Regions from separate parts of the Homo sapiens genome. Here region 2 is linked to region 1. A link is an interaction called in ENCODE POLR2A ChIA-PET data of the cell type or tissue named here. Cell type or tissue: GM12878. All regions are shown on one strand. Links, peaks and the distances in the headings refer to the core of each region. The heading gives the core; the rest is flanking DNA.

Region 1 (5,380 bases), core at 95-5,094:
AGCAATCATAGGAATTTAATTATTTCTCAAAACAACTCGTTTAATTTTCTAGCAAATTTAGTAGTTTGGAATATTATTTTTAAATTAATACCTATCTATTTTCCTTTAATTCATGCAGTGTCCAAGTTCTGCCCTTTCAAAACAGGAAAAGTAAATCTTAGCTTCTACATCTCAGCCCTTCAGTTGTTTAATGGCACACATCCACCTTTCTTAAATAAATCCTGGATATTTGCATAATCACTTTTTAGATAGCTGAGTTTCAAATCCCATCACTGTCCTGGATACATTTCTAAAGGAAAAGCTCCTAATGGTCAATATTTAATTTAAAGCAGTGGCTAGGGTTCTGATTTAGTTGTTTTGGGTTAGGGCTCAGAGACATTGGTAGTCATCTAAGCTCCCCAGGTGATTCTAATTTGCAGCCAGGGATGAGACTCCCTGAAGGTTAGTGGCCCAGCTCTGGACTTGGACCCTCTGGTGAGAGGTCCCTTGGAAAGAGCTTCAAATAGGCAAATGAAATTGCTACTTTTCTTGTTCTAGACACAAATTCTGGTAGGCAATCCAAGTCACACATGCAATGTTAGTGACAGTTAGATACACTCTGGCTCACATGGAGCTTAAGGTCAGTCCAAACACTTAGATATTTGTCCCATGAATTTCCATTAAGTTACACCTTCCTGGTTTTGTATATGTGAAGCTGATCTTTGACTCTAAGTCTGGAGTTTTTTGGTTTTTCCTTTTGTTTGGTTTTACTTATTGCCTGTAACTATATTAGTAGTTGTATCAAAGAAAATAATAGCTGAGCGCTAAACATGGCCTATGTGTGGGGCTAAATGCATTGTCATTTAATCCATTATTTTATTGAATCTCCACAGCAATCCTATGGGAATGATAATCTCACGATCCCCCATTTCACAGCTGAGAAAACTGAGACCTAGACAACAGATTAGATTGGGTCCGTCACGCTAGTCTGTAAAAGCCCTTTGAGGATTCTAATTCTGTCACACTGGTGTAAAATTTTTTCTATATGTATAGCCTCCTTCCTACCGCAAATGTCAGCTTTTCATCAGCACCCACAGATGTGATCTCTGTACCATATAAATCCCCTTCAGTTAGCTGTGAAAATGTGGAACAGGAGGGAGTCTCAGTGCTGAGTCTGACCATGAGAGACCTCCAACCAGGATCCTTTAACCTGCATGTTAGAGCTACATCAGTGCAAGCAACTCATACCCATCAACATAGGCATATTTTCCCCACTGTCTGCAAGGATGTCATGGGACTCTAGGTCAATGCCATGCTAAATCTCTATTCACTGCTGTTACTTCTCCAGTAAACCCATCAGTCAAGGCAATGAGCACTGTCCAGATGCACGTGCTCTAATGAACCAGATGCTCCCTCCCAGAAATCATTATGTCTCCCCAGGGTCACCATGTCATTACATCACAGACCATCCTTTTAATACATTTCCCTAGAATTTTATCTAATACCAATATCAGTCTTGCTGATCTATAGTCTGCAGAGTCCAAATCAATATGTTATGTGCTACTTTTTTTCTTTTTTGAGTATCTCCCTTGCTCTATGTGCTACTAAAAGATCATTTTTGGCAGTTAAGAAACCACTTCTCTCTGTTTTCACTCTAATGTGCCTGAGCCACAGAGAACTGACTACATTTGATAGGCTCCATTTGATTAGTGTTATATTTTCCAAAAATTCCCAACAAATCTTGGATTTCCATTGACTTACCTTTCTCTCTCTGAACAGCCTTCTCTACAGAAAATACTGAACTGGGGATGATCTGCTTTCTGTCTGATATCTGTCAACATTACCTCACTTGCTCCAGGCAGTAGGCAAATTGCTTCCTTGTTCTTCTTGCTCAAATAAAACTTAAAACCCCCATTGTAATTTCCCTTCACATTTTCCTAATATTGAGTTTTGTATCCTTTTCAAGTCTTAGCTTATTCTGGGTGGTAGCCTTCCTGACACCTTAAGCTCATAATTGCATGCTAAGTAAACATTTGAACCAAAACTATGAATACAAAGCTAAATAATGAGTCAGATAGAAATTCCAACATCAAGACGAAATGTGTTATCTGTACAATCTTTCTTCTTTTATGAACAGGTGGACCACCTCCATACCAAATTCAAAATATCTTACTATGAAGTCACTTTTCTCAGAACTTTCTGAGAAAGTTCAGAGAAGTATGCAAGTATCATTTTTCTTTGTTTTACATGCAAAGAAACAGATCCACCAAATTCTTCCAGAAGCTAGAGAGTGACCAGGGTCATGAGTCACCTGCATATATTTTTGAGTTGAGGGCTCTTTGCAACCATCTCAGCTGATTCTCAGCCACATCCAGCCACATCCAGCAACTGACTAAAACAGCACCTGTCTTTCTAACTGACATAATGAGAAAGAATTACAAGCAAAGCTGACAAGAATGATTCTGTTCTTCCAGGAGCTGAGGGCAACAACAAGAAACCTTATAGGCCACTGTGGTATAACAAAGACTTGGGAAAGCCTACTTATTGTACTGGAAAGTGTTTTATTCCAGAAAGTTATATTGCTATCACTTATGTTTCTGATGTCCTTTCTGATGTCCTCTTATCACCAGCCAAACCCAGGAATTTGGGGATGGCGCTGTTGTAGGAATTTTTCCTTAGTTCAGCTAAAGACAGGGTCCTTGTCACATGAACACAAAAAATTAGGCTTGCAGACAATTTGAGGAGGGCAGGGTTTTTTTGGTGGAAAGGAAAAAAACTCAGCAAAGAGAGAGAGGTTCCTGTTAACAGGCCCCATCTCAGATTGAATACCCAGGTTGCCACACCGGATGAGGAGAGGCCAGGCTCCCCTCTTGCAAACAGCGTGAACTTCCTGAAGCTCCATGCCAGTGCGCACTCCTCCCAGTGTGCAGACCGGTTGGAGTTTTTCTGGGTCCCTCTCCTATTTGGCTGTCTCATTCCCCCTCTGAAGAAGTACATCTAACTGCCTTTAAAAGAAGGATAAGATCAAAGACCAATCTTAACTGCTTTCTACTGACAAGGGACATTGTTTTGGGGAAAATGGCCATCAGAGCTCCCTCAGAGGCCTATCTAAGGGAGCCTGGCAGAATGGGCCATTGTCCAAGGCTCCAGTTGCATGACCATTTGGAGTTTGATGGACTGAAGGGGAGAAGAGAAAAACTGGATTATTAGAAAATATGTATCAAAATAAAACAAGGCCGGGGCCGGGGGGCGGGTTAAGGACAACTTAAAAATTCTGAGGCCTTTTACCAGTTTGCACAGGGAGCGGGAGGCCAAAAGCCCAACTGGTGAAAAAAACTTTACCCTTTTGCCAGCATGTTGGGCTTCTGGGTTCCCTTCACCTGAGCCCTGTCCTAAGCCAACCAGTTTGAGGTTTGGGAAATTAACTTTCCCCAGTTTGGAGAATGCATTTGAGGGGAGTGTCCCATAGTACAGAGACACAATTACCCATCAATGAGGAGAGGACAGAGGAGGAAAAAGGAAAGAAGAAAGCATTTTTTTCCAAAGGAGTCCCACGGATTCAAGATGCATTTGAAAGGGATACAGACTGAAGATGAATGGCTACCCACCTAGAAAGAGCAGAACAGGTGTCCCTGGTTCCCTTCTTTTCCTAGCAAATACCAGGATACATGAGGGAGAAAAAGAAGAACATCCTCTTTCCCTCCTCCATCCTTGCATCCCCAAGTCCCAGCAACCTTGGCAGGTGCTGCCCATTGGTGCCAAAGCAGCTTACACTCATGAAGAAGGGAAGGCCTAGAGAATAGGAATTATCTGCTTTTATCTATGTCTCTTTTTCCCCTACATCAGCAGCCTTGGAATTCACTAGACCCCATTTATACCATGGATACTAGCATGATCCTTATCCATGAAATGGAAGGCTTGGCTTAATCGGCAGGAATTAGCCATGCTCACCTGCACTGTGTCTGATAGGACTGAGTTGTTTGCAAAAATAGACTTTAGTTTTATATATGGCCTGATTATTTGCATAAATTGCAGCAAGAATAACTATTTCTACATAGACCTTTTAGATTGGCTTTGATGGAATTCTGTTCCACAAGGAATCTCAGATGATATCTTTTAAAGCCAAGCCCAACCATGGTTTTATATCCACAAATAACTGTGAGTTGGGTGATCCATTCCTCTTAAGGTCCCAAGATAAACTTGGAGATCCTTGGCCAGTTAGAAAGTGACATTCTTTACTGATCACAGGTCAGGAACCCTGTACAGGGACTGCGTAGACAAGGGTATGAGGACAGTTTTTCCTGCGGGGTTTTATCAGCTCTGCAAGTCAAGCTTGACTCCTCAAAGAGAAGCATACCCTTATAATCAAACCCTTGGTAAAACAACTGGTTTCTCCACTTGCATCCTGTTGCAAAAGAAAAATGGATTCTTACTGCACTGATGCAAACAACTATATTGCCATAAGTTAAGAATACTCACAGATAGTTTCCAAATTCTAGAGGAACCAGGCAGAGAGAGAGAGAGACAAATAGGCTCCAAATTTTGTTCACAGGAGTATAGCTTACTCAGTTATTAAAGGCTGTAAATACTTCAAAATAAGTTTTCTTAACCCTGAAAAACAAAACGGGGATCAGCAATATTCCAACAAAAGTTAAAAAGATTGTTTCAGTTTTGAGTTCAGTCCATTAGTTCTAGTTTTGCTTGATATTCATGAACACTTCAGCTCTTCATGAGTCATGTACATTTTTCCTTTATTCCAATGTTACAATCTCCAAAGTTATCAGAAACCTGTATTTGAGAGGACCTGTCAAAGTTCTATAGCTCAGTATAAACCATCTTTTGAAAAGCATTAAAACAAGACAACCATTGTCTGTGAATAACAAAATGTCCAGGGTAGTTACAGTTAGAAACACAATTGACAAAGAAGTTTGGTTATCTCTGTGATTTACAATAACCTAACATACCAACCTTAATTATGATTGATAGCATATACTCAGACATTAGAATTGTAGAAATCCCATATAATTTTGAGCATATGCTAGCATTACTCACAAAAATATTACCTAAAGTATATTGAACATCATTTTGGCAGTCCCATGTACCTAAACATGTTTACCTCTCTTTTCTGGACACTCCAGGGGCCCTCTGAAGTATCTGAAAAGCCAGGAGTCAGGAAAGACAATTTCGGAACCAAAGTTTGATTTTTGGGAAGCCTGTTAAATTTGTTAGAGGTTTAAAACACTTGATGTTATAAAACAGTATTCCAGGTCACCATAAATTATTTATTTTGCCAAAATGATGACTCAGAAATTTTAAAGAGGCAAAAGCCTTTTATAAACCTTTACAAATTTTGCTAAAGAGCAGATTAGCACCTTAAGAATACCTTGTTGTGCTTTTATTT
Region 2 (5,380 bases), core at 117-5,116, 84 kb before region 1:
CATGTCTGTTGGTGTAACTTCCCCACTGATTTCAGAAAACCTTCCTTCCACCACTTTACACTAACTCATAAGCTGCAATCCTTCCCAAGCAAATTTCCGGTCTTTGTCAAGGTAGACTATGAGATTTACTGTAGTATTTATTCATTTTTTAACCATTTAATATGTATGAAACTGTGCCATTCTTTTTATCAGGTTATCTCCTTTCTTTCTTTCTTTTTTTTAATTTTGAGATAAGATCTCTCTCCTTCACCCAGGCTGGAGTGCAGTGACTCAGTCACAGCTCACTGTAGCTTCGACATCCCAGGCTCAGGTGATTCTGCCACCTCAGCCTCCTGAGTAGTTGGGACTCCAGGGGCATGCCACCACACCCGGCTAATTTTCTGCATTTTTTTTTTAATAGATTCAGGATTTCACCATGTTGCCCAGGCTGGTCTTGAACTTCTGAGCTCAAGTGATTTGCCTGCCCCGGCTTCCCAAAGTGCTGGGATTACAGGTGGGAGCCACCATGCCCGGCCAGTTGCTGACATTTTTAAGTGTTGTGCCCCAATCACATTTTTTGCATAAGACCTTTGGTTGTTACCGTGTGTATTTTGCATGGCACAGAGTTTTTTTTTTTTTTTTTTTTTTTTTTACAAACACTATGTTATATGAGAGCAGAACAGACTGGATGAGATCATTCAGTGGGTGAGTGTAGATACAGAAGAGGCCAAGGGTTGCATCCAGGGACACATCAACTATAACAGGCCTAGGAGAAGAGGAGCCAGCAAAGGAGCTGTCTGGTGAGATAGGAGGAAACCCAGGAGACCATGGTGTTCTGGAAGTAAAGTGAAGAAAGTTCAAAGAAGGCTTGAATGCCCACATCTGGCTCTGCAGAGAGACCAAGAAAAAGAAGAGGACTCACTGCGAAGTGACCACTGAATTAGTACTATGGTGGTCTTGAATAATTTTAATAAGTTCGATTTCAGTGGAAGGGCAGGGATAAGCCTAACTGGAGAGAATTTAATAGAAAAAAGAAAAAGAATAATACATTTAAAAAATAATCATGGAATACGTTTGATTTTGATACATGTCTTTTTCAAATAAGCTTTGTCATTAAGTGCATATTTATGTCTTCTTTGGTATCTGATAGATCAGGATCTGTTTATAATTTTTAAAGATTACTATAAAGTTCTGGCCAGGCATGGTGGCTCATGCCTATACTCCCAGCATTTTGGGAGGCCGAGGCAGGAGAATCACTTGAGACCAGGAGTTCAAGACCAGCCTGGGCAACATAGCGAGACACCCCCTCACCCTCTTTTTCTTTTTTTTTTTTTTTGAGACCCAGGCATGAGTGCAGTTGCGCTATCTTGGCTCACTGCAACCTCCACCTCCTGGGTTCAAGCAATTTTCCTGCTTCAGCCTCCCAAGTAGCTGGGATTATAGGTGCGAACCACCACACCCAGCAAATTTTTTTTTTTTTTGTATTTTTAGTAGAGATGGGGTTTCACCATGTTGGCCTGGCTGGTCTCGAACTCCTGACCTCAGGTGATCTGCCTGCCTCGTAATCCCAAAGTGTTGGGATTACAGGCGTGAGCCACTGTGTCCAGCCTTTTTTTTTTTTTTTTGATTACTTTAGAGTTCCTACTATGTGCCTGACATCATCTGTTTAAGAGAGCTGATGCTAGAATTGAGACAGACATTCTTGTGAATTCTGGTTCTGCCACTCACTAGTTGTCTAAAGTAAGGTTTACCCTTTAGGTTCCTAAAATGAGGTTAATATCCTAACTCAGTTTGTTGTTGTCAGGGTTAGGTAAGTGAAGTGCTTAGCATGGTGTCTGACACACAGAATGGGCTCATGAATGTTACTATTAATATTTTTCAGTCTGGGCACAGTGGCTCACATCTGTAATCCCAGCACATAGAGAGGCCAGGTGGATTGCTTGAGCCCAGGAGTTTGAGACCAGTCTGGGCAACATGGTGAAACAACATCTCTCCAAAAAAAAAAAAAAAAGCAAAAAAATAGCCAGGCATGGTGGTGTATACCTGTGGTCCCAGCTTAAATTTGGGAGACAAAACAGAAAATCAATTTAAAAAGTATATAAATGGTTGATGCACAATTAGTGCCCAAACAGGCTGAGACACCTTGGAGTTAAGATGACCAGGCAAAGTGAGATTTAAAATAGAACTTAAGTAAGAAGTCATTCTGAGAAGGGATCTTAACTTTTACTATATACCTGCCACTCTGCATGGGGCCGTAAGTACAGTCATGTGTTTAAGCCTCACACTCAACTATGATGAGGCATTCTTATTCCCAGTTCTTGGGTGAGAAGACAGGCTTTGAGACGCTCATTCACTTGCTCTGGGTCATCAGTTAGTAGGAGAGCTAGAGTCAGCCTGGGCATGCTCATCTCCAAAGTCCATGCTTGGTGGTGGCAGAGCAGTCTAGCAGGGAGGTGCTAAAGGTCAGCTCCACTCTCTGCCATTTGCAGACGATAATAAGAAACAAACAAAACACCCATAGCATGTAAAGCCTCATGTTAGCCTGATAAAGTACATCATCTAGAGAACCATATTAAAGGAAAAAACCCCAAAGAAACAAGCTGCATATTTTTGCTCTTGACTTTTTTTCCTTGGGTAGAGTGAATCTGTGGCAAAAAGCGGTTCAAAGGAAGGTGAGGGAGAAACAAAGGTGGGGAATGATCAACAAGTGCCTAGCAAGAGGTGATTGCACTTACGGGAAAACAGTTCCCGTCCAGTGTGGTTTCTGTTTCCCCACCGGGCTAGCTGATCTGGGATTTCATCTCTCCATGGGTTGCATTGCAGCAGTCCTGGTTCCCGTGTAGTTCCTGCTGGGATATCTAACAGGTGGACAGGCATTTAGATTTCCAGCACGACTCCACCCTGGCTGAGCCCCTCATTCAAGCTAAGAATGTAAGGACAGCAGGTGGCCTGCAGGGTGTGCTCTGAGGAGCTGCCCAAATCACTCTCCATTACCTGGGCATTAAGCGTTCTTAAAGAGCCTCCTTAAGCAGAGTTTAACTGGAAGAGATACATTGTCATTGTTGTTTTCTTAGAGTTCAGTTTTTGGAAGGAAAAGAGGTATATTGTGTTGCTAGTCATCAAGTTAGCTGCTTAAAGCATTAGCAAGGACAGTCTATTCACCCACTGTCACCTGGCAAAGGCTGTGACTCTGAAGGATAAACCCACGACAGATAAGTTTTGATGGACTGAGAGAAAATGAAACATGGGTCTTTGTCAGGCTCCCGTGAGACTTGGAAGGAGGGCCTTGATGGGGAGGTGTACGTGGTTCCCAGAGCTGTCATAACAAATGACCGCAAACTGGGTGGCTTAAAACAACAGACATTTATTCTTTCATAGTTCTAGAGGCCAGAAGTCTGAAATCAAGATGTAGGAGGGTTGGTTCCTTCTGGACATTTTGAAAGAGTCTGTTCTATGCCTTTGTTCTAGCCTCTGGGAGTTGCTTCTGGGAATTGCTGGCAATCTTTGGTTTTCCTTGGATTGTAGAGGCCGCTCTCCAGTCTCTGCCTTTGTCTTCACCAGCTGTTTTCCATGTGTGTCTCTGTCTCTGTGTGTCTTCTCTTCTTATAAGGACACTGGTTGTATTTTATTAAAGGCTCATCCTACTCCAAGATGACCTCATCTTAACTAGTTGCATCTGCAATAACTCTATTTTCAAATAAGATAACATTCTGAGATCCTGGAAAGAACATGAATTCTCGGGGACATTCCCCAACCCGGTAAAGAGGGAAGCATAAAACCATGAGGTGTTATTGTTTGGGGATAGAGAATAATGAGGAAAAGAGAGGAAGAGTCTTGAAGGAATAGTTGAAAAGATACAGAATGCTAGTAAAGCAGGCAGGATTTAACACAAAATAGATATCCCATCGAATGGGGAACTCGAGGAGAGTTTAAAGAAGGAACTGTTTCCATGAGTGTCAGAGTTAAGTAAAAAGTCAAGCAAACTAGGGGCAGTGAAGCCTTCCCCAGTAACAGTGGCAGGGCTCCATTTTCCCCAATCCTGCTGCCCTTCCCCTTGTCAGAGCTGTACCGTCAGGGCTGCTGCCAATGGCCTGCTCCATGGTGCCTTCAGGTCCTGCCCTAGGCCCTCCCTGATGCTGGGATGCCTATGCCTATGGGACCCTGCCTGGCCTTCTGGCATGTGCAACCTGGAAATGTGGGTGAATCAGTGGGGTTGCGCTTCTCTTAAAGAATGAGGGGCGGAAGGCAACTGGTGCACATTCCTTGTCTTCCTCCCTAGCAGACTGTCTGAGGTGTATTTCATAAGATTCCACGGAAGATTCTGAGGAATGAAGCACCCATTGACAACAGCAATGGCCAACTCAGTAATTCATCCTTGTCGGCTTTGAACCTCCCTGTTGTTCACTCTTCTTGCCCCTCATTCCTCTTCTCTAAGCTGAGTTCCCAAATAGATCACCTGCACCCAAGCCTTTGTCTCAGGCTCTTCTTTGGCAGAAGGGGTAAAGGGAGTGTGGAGCTACTGGGGCAAAAGGGAGGGGGAGAGGCAGGGGACAGAGCAGGAGCAAGCTGAAGGTGAAGACAAATTGCTGTCTCTGGGGAAGAATGCAGTGACTGCCAACTCTTGGACCAGCAGGCAACAGGGAGGGGAAGCACACAGTCCAACCCAACCTCCTCTCCCACTCGCTGGCCCCTGCAAAGACATTCCATGGCTGAAGCAAACCCCAGAGAGTGAGGAAGGAATTCATTTAATAGAGGTCAGCCTCCTAGAGCACAGAGCAGGTGGGAAGGATGGAAAGGAGAGCTGGAAACAAATAGAGAAGGCCCAGCATGACTAGGTTTGTTCACATATCAGTTTTCTCTCCTACTGACCATGAGTCCTACACAATTGACGCAACATTGACGTAATTCACAAGGTCATCTTTTCAAAAGGATAAGTGCTTCTAAGACGAAGTTACTTTTCCAACTGCACAGGAAGAACTTGTCTGTTACCTAGATTCTTATATTTATTTAAAATTTTTGAGCATAATGGTCTTAGTAAGCCTGGCCATCATCTGAGTTAAACAGCCTAGTATATTAGGAAGAAACTGGACTAGAATTTGGAACAACCCTGGTGCAAATCCCAGCTCTGCTACTAACAAGTGGTGTACCGTTAAGCAAGTGCCCTAACCCTTCTGGATCTCAGTTTCTTATCCCAAAATGGGTTTAAAGTCTCAGCCATATATCACAAAATTTTTGTGAGGATTCAATGAAATACGATATTGTAGATGGTGGCTTTTAAAAAAATTACTCATTTGGGTAAGTGCCTCTGTTTTCTTATATTCATAGATATTGATGGATATTATTAATGAATTATACCGAGTTCTGAACATGAGAGGATTTCTCTTAAAGTTATGGTTGGGTA

What was found. Peaks named below come from ENCODE experiments on the same cell type or tissue, not always from the same donor. Only the 100,000 strongest peaks of a DNase experiment are listed, where the experiment ranks them.
Region 2: POLR2A ChIA-PET joins it to region 1 with 10 read pairs; 2 of 35 experiments call an interaction of 5 or more read pairs at or near these places.

What each region holds. Positions count from the first base shown.
Region 1 is chr6:137,654,396-137,659,775 of GRCh38, reverse strand. No RefSeq gene overlaps it. Among named protein-coding and RNA genes, the nearest start is that of LINC03004, 8.6 kb to the left of the region's middle. In GM12878, for the core only: no CTCF peak of the experiment used is centred there; no DNase peak of the experiment used is centred there.
Region 2 is chr6:137,738,603-137,743,982 of GRCh38, reverse strand. LINC02539 (long intergenic non-protein coding RNA 2539) reads left to right here and starts at 4,946. Exons shown (of 2, transcript NR_121619.1): 1 at 4,946-5,274. RefSeq lists a silencer at 2,909-2,958. In GM12878, for the core only: no CTCF peak of the experiment used is centred there; no DNase peak of the experiment used is centred there.